Linked DNA regions of Homo sapiens: region 2 is linked to region 1. A link is an interaction called in ENCODE POLR2A ChIA-PET data of the cell type or tissue named here. Cell type or tissue: K562. All regions are shown on one strand. Links, peaks and the distances in the headings refer to the core of each region. The heading gives the core; the rest is flanking DNA. Region 1 overlaps TECPR2 (tectonin beta-propeller repeat containing 2). Region 2 has its middle 7.0 kb from the start of RCOR1.

Region 1 (4,387 bases), core at 319-4,318:
TCTCTTTCCCACAACATCCTTTGTGCATCCTTCACTCCCAGAGGTTCACTGCCAGGAGCCTAGAAGCCCACAGAGCTAATGTCTCACAGTCCTCAGGGTGGTCCAGCAGCAGACAGTCCTCCCAAGGCAGCAGGGAGGAGCACTCTTCCCTACTCAGAAACACTAGGCCAAGCCTCTTTACCTGCTGGTCACTGAAAATGCCCATTGAGTCTCAAGTCCAAGTTCAAACACTACCCATCCTCGGAAACCAGGTTTGGGACCCTGGGGATCTGTATTTTTTTCATGATTGCTTCTATAACCTCCTGCCTCGCTCTTCTTTTAGTCATTTAACTTTTGGTCAGTTAACTCCAAAAACAGCTTCAATCATTTCCTTTTTTTTTTCCTTTTTTTTTTTTTTTTTGAGACAGGGCCTTACTCTTTCGCCCAGGCTGGAGTGCAGTGGCATGATCTCAGCCCACTGCAACCTCCGCCTCCTGGGCTCAAGCAATCCTCCCATCTCAGCCTCCCGAGTAGCTGAAATTACAGGCATGTGCCACCATGCCCAGCTAATTTTTTGTATTTTTGGTAGAGATGGGGTTTTACCATGTTTCTCAGGCTGGTCCTGAACTCCTGAGCTCAGGTGATCCACCTGCCTCGGCCTCCCATAGTGCTGGGATTACAGGTGTGAGCCACCATGCTTAGGCAGCTTCACTCATTTCTGTTCCCTCTGCAAACCAAACACAATGTAGGGTACCCTATAATCTTCATTTAAAACTTTTTTTTTTTTTTGAGACAGGGTCTCATTCTGTCACCCAGGCTGGAGCGCACTGACATGATCACAGCTCACTGCAGCCTCAACCTCCCCAGTAGCTGGAACTACAGGCACATGCCACCACACCTGGCTAACTTTTGTATTTTTCATAGAGATGGGATTTCACAATAATACCCAGGCTGGTCTTGAACTCCTGAGCTCAAGCAATCTACCCGCCTCGACCTCCCAAAGTGCTGGGATTATAGGCATGAGCCACCACACCCGGCCCATTTAAATTTTTTTTTTGTACACTTTAATATTTAAAACAACTCTACAGAGGCCAGACATGGTGGCTCACATCTGTAATCCCAGTACTTTGGGAGGCTAAGGTGGGAGGCTTGCTTGAGGCCAGGAGTCCAAGACCAGCCTGGGCAACATAGCAAGACTATGCCTCTACAAATTTTTTTAAAAATTAGCTAGGTGCGGTGGTGCATGCCTGTAGTGTCCTAGCTAGTTGGGAGGCTGAGGTGGGAGGATGGCTTGACCCAGGAGTTTGAGGTTACAGTGAGCCACAATCACTCCACTGCACTCCAGCATGGGCAATGGAGTGAGACTCTGTCTCTAAAAAACAAAAACAGGCCGGGTGCGGTGGCTCACGCCTGTAATCCCAGCACTTTGGGAGGTGGGCAGATCACGAGGCCAGGAGATCTAGACCGTCCTGGCTAACTCTTTTTTTTTTTTTTTTTTTTTTTGAGACGGAGTCTCGCTCTGTCACCCAGGCTGGAGTGCAGTGGTGCGATCTCGGCTCACTGCAAGTTCCGCCTCCTGGGTTCACACCATTCTCCTGCCTCGGCCTCCTGAGTAGCTGGGACTACAGGCGCCCGCCACCACGCCTGGCTAATTTTTTGTATGTCCTGGCTAACGTGGTAAAACCCTGTATCAACATAAAATACAAAAAAAAAAAAAAAATTTGCCGGGCATGGTGGCGGGCGCCTGTAGTCCCAGCTACTTGGGAGGCTGAGGCAGGAGAATGGTATGAACCCAGGAGGCGGAGCTTGCAGTGAGCCGAGATCGCACCACTGTACCCCAGTCTGGGCTACAGAGCAAGATTCTGTCTCAAAAAAAAAAAAAAAAACCAGCTCTACAGGGGTATGCTGACATACAATGAAATGCACACATTTAAAGTACATAATTGGGTAAGCTTTGACATATGCATACACTCTTGAAGCCACTGCCACACCTCCCCTTTGAAATTTCTGCCAGGCCTTGAGTAAGCACTGATCTGTGTTAGCATTTTCTTTCCTTTTTTTTTTTTTTGAGACGGAGTCTCGCTCTGTTGCCCAGGCTGGAGTGCAATGGCGTCATCACGGTTCACCACAACCTCTGCCTCTCAGGTTCAAGCAATTCTCCTGCTTCAGCTTCCCAAGTAGCTGGGATTACAGGTGTGCACCACCACACTCAGCTGACTTTTGTAGTTTTAATAGAGACGGGGTTTCACCACGTTGGCCAGGCTGGTCTTGAACTACTGACCTCAGGTCATCCACCCGCCCTGGCCTCCCAAAGTGCTGGGATTACAGGCATGAGCCACAGCACCTGGCCTGTGTTAGCATTTTCTAGTATTTTATATAAATAAGTTTGTTTTTGAGACAGGGTCATGCTCTATCACCCAGGCTGGAGTGAGGTGGCAGCCATCATGGCTCACTGCAGCCTCTGCCTCCTGGGCTCAAGGGATCCTCCCACCTCAGCTTCTTGAGCAGCTGGGACTACAGGCACCCAGCTAATTTTTGTATTTTTTGTACAGACGGGGTTTTGCCATGTTGCTTAGGCTGGTCTTGAACTCCTGGGCTCAGGCAATCTGCTCGCCTCAGCCTCCCAAAGTGTTGGGATTACAGGCATGAGCCACTGTACCTGGCCAAATTTTATATAAATGAAATGATAACAGTATGTATTCTTTGGCTTCTTGACTCAGCATAATTATTTCATCAAATTTGGACAACTTTCAGTTGTATTTCTTCTTCACATCTTTTTTTCCTGTCACCCTTCTTCCCTCTTAAGACTTGGATTTCATTTACGTGAGGCCACTTGAAGGGGTCTGTGCTCACTGATTCTCTGAACATTTTCCAGCCTGTTTTCCCTCTGGGCTTCAGTGTGGATGGTTTTTCACTGCTGTGTCTTCAAGCTCACTAGTCTTTTCTTCTGCAATTTCTATGCTGCCATTAATCTCATCCAGTGATATTTTTCAGCTCAGACATTGCAATTTTAATCCCTACAAATTTGATTTGAGTTGTTGTTTTTTGTTTTGTTGTTTTTTTTTTTTTTTAGAGGCAGGGTCTTGCCATCTTGCCCAGGCTCATCTTGAACTCCCGAGCTTAAGCAATTCTCCCAGCTCAGCGTCCCAAAGTTCTGGGATTGCAGGCACGAGCCACCACACCCAGCCTGGAGTTTTTTGATATTGTTTTTTTTTTTTTTTTTTTTTTTTTGAGACAGAGTCTCGCTCTGTTGCCCAGGCTGGAGTGCAGTGGTGCAATCTTTGCTCACTGCAACCTCCACCTCCCAGGTTCAAGTGATTCTCCTGCCTCAGCCTCCTGAGTAGCTACGATTACAGGTGTGTGCCACCACGCTTGGCTAATTTTTGTATTTTTAGTAGAGATGAGGTTTTGCCATGTTGGCCAGGCAACTCCTGACCTCAGGTGGTCTGCCCACCTCAGCCTCCCAATGTGCTGGGATTACAGGTGTGAGCCGTTGCATGCCTGGCCTAGCCTGGAGTTTTTCTATCTCTCATTTTCTACTTAACAGGCTGAATCTCTCTACTAGCTTCTTGAACACATAAAGGTGTAACAACTGTTTTAATGTCCTGTCTATGAATTTTACCATCTGTATCATTTCTGGGTCAGCTCCTATTGACGGATTTCTTCCCCTTTCATTGCAGGTCGTATTTTCCTGCTTCTCTGCTTGTTGGGTAAATGTTAATTGGTTGCCCATGTGAATTTTATCTTGCTGATGTTGGATATTTTTGCAATCTGTAAATATTCTTGAGCTTTGTTCTAAGATGCTGGTAAGTTACTCTGAAACAGTTTGATTCTTCGGAGTCTTGCTTTAAGCTCCAGTAGGTAGGACCAGAGCTGCATTTACTGTCAGGCTAATTTTGCTCCATATCTGAGGCAAAACACTCCTGGGCATCTGACCTACTTATGGGTGCATGTGATCTGTCCAGCAGAAGACCCTCTGACTGGTCACAGGGAATTGTGACACAGGCTCCTTCCTCAAACATGGTCTGACCAGGCCACCTGCCTGGCTTCAAACTCTTCAAGAATGATGCCAATGCCTTAGCCCAGCCCTCCCTGCCCCGGCCTGTGCCAGTCTCCCAATACAGCCCCTTTCTGCACCCTGGGCAAGGGTGCCTTCTGCTCAGTGCCTATACTTCATGTCCCCTCTGCTTAGAACACCCTCTGTCCTGCCTGCCTGCTACACTCCTACTTGCCTTTCTTGTACCAGTGCCACCTCTTGTGAGATCCTCTGACCACTCCAAGGCCCTGACAGCACTTCCCTCTCCAGCTGGCTCCATGGCACTCTGCCCACAGCTCTGGAAGCACAGGCGCCAGTGGTTTGCGTGTGTCTCTACGGTAGCCTGTGAGTGTCCCTGGATGGGACTGTTCT
Region 2 (4,387 bases), core at 126-4,125, 110 kb before region 1:
CCTGTAATCCCAGCACTTTGGGAGGCTGAAGCGGATGGATCACCTGAGGTCGGGAGTTCGAGACCAGCCTAACCAACATGGAGAAACCGCGTCTCTCCTACAGATAAAAATTTTGCTGCAGATGGTGGCAGGCTCCTGTAATCCCAGCTACTCGGGAGGCTGAGGCAGGAGAATCACATGAATACAGGAGGCGGAGGTTGCAGTGAGCAGAGATTGCGCCATTGCACTCCAGCCTGGGCAACGAGCAAAAACTCCGTCTCAAAAAAACAAACAAAAAAAAGATTAGCTGTGGCTGGATGCGGTGGCTTACGCCTGTAATCCCAGCACTTTGGGAGGCCAAAGCGGGCAGATCACGAGGTCAGAAGATCAAGGCCATCCTGGCCAACATGGTGAACCCCATCTCTACTAACAATACAAAAATTAGCTGGGTATGGTGGTGCATTCCTGTAATCCCAGCTATGGGGTGGCTGAGGCAGGATAATCTCTTGAACCAGGTAGTCGGAAGTTGCAGTGAGCGGAGATCACGCCACAGCACTCTAGCCTGGCAACAGAGTGAGACTCCGTCTCAAAAAAAAAAAAAAAAAAAAAGATTAGCCAGGCGCGGTGGTGGGTGCCTGTAATCTCAGCTACCTGGAGGCTGAGGCAGGAGCATCACTTGAACCTGGGAGGCAGAGGTTGCAGTGAGCCAATATCGCCCCCCATTGCAGCCTGGGTAACAGAGCGAGACTCCTGTCTCAAAAAAAAAAAAGGCCAAGAAACTCATGCAAAGATGCTCAATGTTAGCCGTCAGGGAAATGAAAAAACCACAAAGAGATGCCACTTCTTGCCCACCAGGATAGCACTCATCAAAAAGATGCAGTAACAAGTGCTGGAAGCCACTGCTGGTGGGAATGTAAAATGGTGCAGCTGCTTTGGAAAATAGTCTGGCAGTTTCTCAAGAAGTTAAACATAGAGTTGCCATTTGACCCAGAAATCCCACTCAGAGATATATACCCAAAACAACTGAAAACATATGTCCACACAAAAACTTGTGGGCAAATGTTCATAGCAGTATTATTCATACTTAATGTCCCTCATCTGATGAATGTTTAAACAAAGTGTGGTCTATCCACACTGGAATATGGGTCAGCCATAAAAAGGATGCTACAACATGGATGAATCCTGAACAGGTTAAATGAAGAAGCTAGTCACAAAAGACCACATAGTGTATGATTCCATTTCTATGAAATGTCCACAACAGGCAGAAAGCAGATTATTGGTTGCTGAGGGAGAGAGGAATGTGGAGTGACTGCAAATGGGTACAGGGTTTCTTTCTGAGGTAATGAGATGTTCTTTTTGTTGTTGTTTTTTGTTTTTTTGTTTGTATGAGACGGAGTCCCTGTCGCCAGGCTGGGGTATAGTGGCGCGATCTCAGGGTGCAATCTCGACTCACTGCAACCTCCACTTCCTGGGTTCAAGCGATCCTCCTGCCTCAGTCTCTCAAGTAGCTGGGAATACAGGTGCGCACCACCATGCCCAGCTAATTTTTTGTAGAGACAGGGTTTCACCATGTTGGCCAGGATGGTCTCGATCTCTTGACCTCGTGATTCACCTCCCTCAGCTTCCCAAAGTGATGGGATTACAACCGTGAGCCACTTCACCCGGCGAGATGTTCTAACATTGATTGTGGTGATGGTTGCATGACTCTGGATATACTAAAACTGCTGTATCGGACACTTCTCATGGGTGAATTGTATGGCATGTACTATGAATTATATCTCAAGGAAGCTGTTTGGAAAATAGAGATAATTAAATAACAGAAAGAATGAGGAGGAAGAAGACACAGAAGAACACATCATTCAGGGTCTCCGCGTTTCTGTAGATTTCGTTTCCTTTGCATCCTTCATTTGCCAGGGTGTTGGAGGAGATGGCCTCCCTGCCAGGACTTGAGACTTCAGGCCTGGCTTTCCACACCCACACCTTTGCTAGGGTGCCAAGGCCAGTGTGGGTGCCCCACCCCGTTCCCACAAGGCCACCCCGAGGAGTCCTCATCCCCATGCTCCTGGTGGGTCACGTCCACACTTTACGGTTATGTCAATCCTAACTCCAGCCTTGCAGCCAGGGCACCCTCCCGGTCCAGATGAACAAATGGAGGCCAGGCTGGGAGCTTGTCATCGCGATAAGATTATCGAGGGGAAGTGTGAGCCAGGCCCTTTCCTGCCCAGCCGCCCCGCCCTTTCTTTACATTCCCTTAGGAATGCTTTTCACTCTGTCTAAGAAGCTTCCCGTGAGGCATGGGCGGACGGCAGCAGCAGGCCTGGGACCAGTGTGAGGCCTCCCTCAAGGGGCCGCAGGCATGTGGGAAGACCAGCTCGGGCAGAGCTCAGACCTAGGCTGAAGCAGGTCTCTGCCCAGGAGAGGAGAGGGCCTCCTGCCTAAGCTGGCCTCAAGATTCCCCACTTTTGGGACCTCTCTTCCCAGGATTGCCCAGGGGTGAGGCTCCCACCAGGCCACGCGACCCAGATCATGCCCCTTGGCCTTCACAGCTCAGCTCGCAGGCCCCCTTCTCCAGGAGCCCTTCTGAACCTCCTGACCGCCTCAGCCCCCTGTCCCAGGCCCTGGTGTCCCCACTCCTGGCACTGATGACAGTTGTCATGAGCCATGCTTAGGGCTACTTGTGTTTCCCTCCCCCCTGCCCCCACCCCGAATTGTAAGCTCTGCAAGATAGGGTCTCACTCTTGTGTGTCTGGAATCCCGTGCCCAGCACAGAGCCTGCCACGCAGCAAGGGCTGCTTCAGTCACCACTGCTGACTTTGTCTTGGGGTCAGGCTGGGACATTTAAACCAGACCCCAGTAAGAGTGTAGATATATTGGCAGGGATATAGATAATGAGCAGAGCACTGGCTTCCCAGCAGCCTCGCAGCAGACAGATACCGGCTACACCAACATTTAGACCCTCAGAGAAAAGGGTGTTCTTTTCTCTGTCTAGAAACTGCCTTCCAAGAGTGGTTTCCTGGGCTGGGCACAGTGGCTTACACCTGTAATCCTAGCATTTTGGGAGGCCGAGTCGGGCGGATCAGTTGAGGTCAGGAGTTCGGGGTCAGCCTGGCCAACATGGTAAAGCCCCGTCTCTACTAAAAATACAAAAATTAGCCAGGCGTGATGGTGGGCGCCTGTCTTCCCAGCTACTCAGGAGGCTGAGGCAGGAGAATCGCTTGAACCCGAGAGGGGGAGGTTGCAATGAGCCTAGATCGTGCCACTGTACTCCAGCCTGGCGGACAGAGCAAGACTCCATCTCAAAAAAAAAAAAAGAAAGGTTTCCTGGCTGAGGACCTACCCCTTGTCCACAAGAGTGACAACTAGCCCTCCCGTCCCCCAGGATCTTTCAGTAAAAGACAAACCAGGGAACTCTCCCTGGGACAGACAGACAGATACGGATGGCCCTAGTGGGCAGGGGTGGGACGTGGAAAGGCTTGCTGGCATTCAGTCCTGCGGATGGTCAGGCCTGGCCCAGCTAGATGGGCCTCCATTCACCTCTCGTTCACAGATGAGAGACACATGGGGCTTTTCCCCAGGACACTGCAAGTACTGGGCCTGTCAAGAGTGACACGAGGGTGCCCTGGGAGGTGGGATACCTGGGCCGTACTCTTTCCTCTACCAGCTTAGATACCACGACACCCTTCCAACTGCCATCCCCTAATGACATGACAGCCAGAGATCATCTTTGAAACAAGGGCTGGATCACTTCCTTCCTGGCTTACAACCCCCACCACCCCCCACCCCCACCCCCGGTCCCTACGGGGATTTCCTGTGGGCCAAGGATGAAATTCCAAACACTCCACAGCTGGCCCCAGGCACATGAGGCATGGCCCTGCCTCCAGCTCCACTTCGACTCCTGGCCTCATGTCTCCCCTCCCCTTCACACCCTGCACCTGCCTCAGGGCCTTTGCATAAGAGCAACAACTAGCCCTCCCCTCCTCCAGGATCTTTCAGTAAAAGACAAACCGGGGAACCCTCCCTGGAACAGACAGACAGAGAGATGGATGGCCCTAGGAGGCAGGGGTGTGACACGGAGAGGCCTGCTGGCATTCGGCTGTTTCTAGGCCGGGAACACCTTTCCCCCAATCTTCCCAGGCTTCCTCTGCCTTACCCCACCTACATGTCACCTCCTCCAGGAGCCTTCTGACCATCCCATCCATGGGAGGTCCCCACCCCTGCCCACTCCGGGGCTGTGCCTCATTACCAGCCCTGTCTCAGCTGCAGCCCTGGGACTCTTGGTTCTTGTATCTCTCTCCCTCCCCAGACCCCACCCCGCCCAGGACCTCTTGGTGTTGCCGTCCTGCTTGCACTGCTCCAGTGTTCAGCAGTGCCTGGTCTAGAGGAGAATGTGTCTCAGAGTCTCCTCTGC

Evidence for each region. ChIA-PET counts read pairs that join two places held together with the same protein. Peaks named below come from ENCODE experiments on the same cell type or tissue, not always from the same donor. Only the 100,000 strongest peaks of a DNase experiment are listed, where the experiment ranks them.
Region 2: POLR2A ChIA-PET joins it to region 1 with 8 read pairs; 3 of 35 experiments call an interaction of 5 or more read pairs at or near these places.

What each region holds. Positions count from the first base shown.
Region 1 is chr14:102,475,030-102,479,416 of GRCh38, reverse strand. The region is part of intron 17 of TECPR2 (tectonin beta-propeller repeat containing 2); the gene reads right to left. Among named protein-coding and RNA genes, the nearest start is that of ANKRD9, 33 kb to the left of the region's middle. In K562, for the core only: no CTCF peak of the experiment used is centred there; no DNase peak of the experiment used is centred there.
Region 2 is chr14:102,583,452-102,587,838 of GRCh38, reverse strand. No RefSeq gene overlaps it. Among named protein-coding and RNA genes, the nearest start is that of RCOR1, 7.0 kb to the left of the region's middle. RefSeq lists an enhancer at 3,104-3,632. In K562, for the core only: no CTCF peak of the experiment used is centred there; a DNase peak (open chromatin) is centred at 2,168.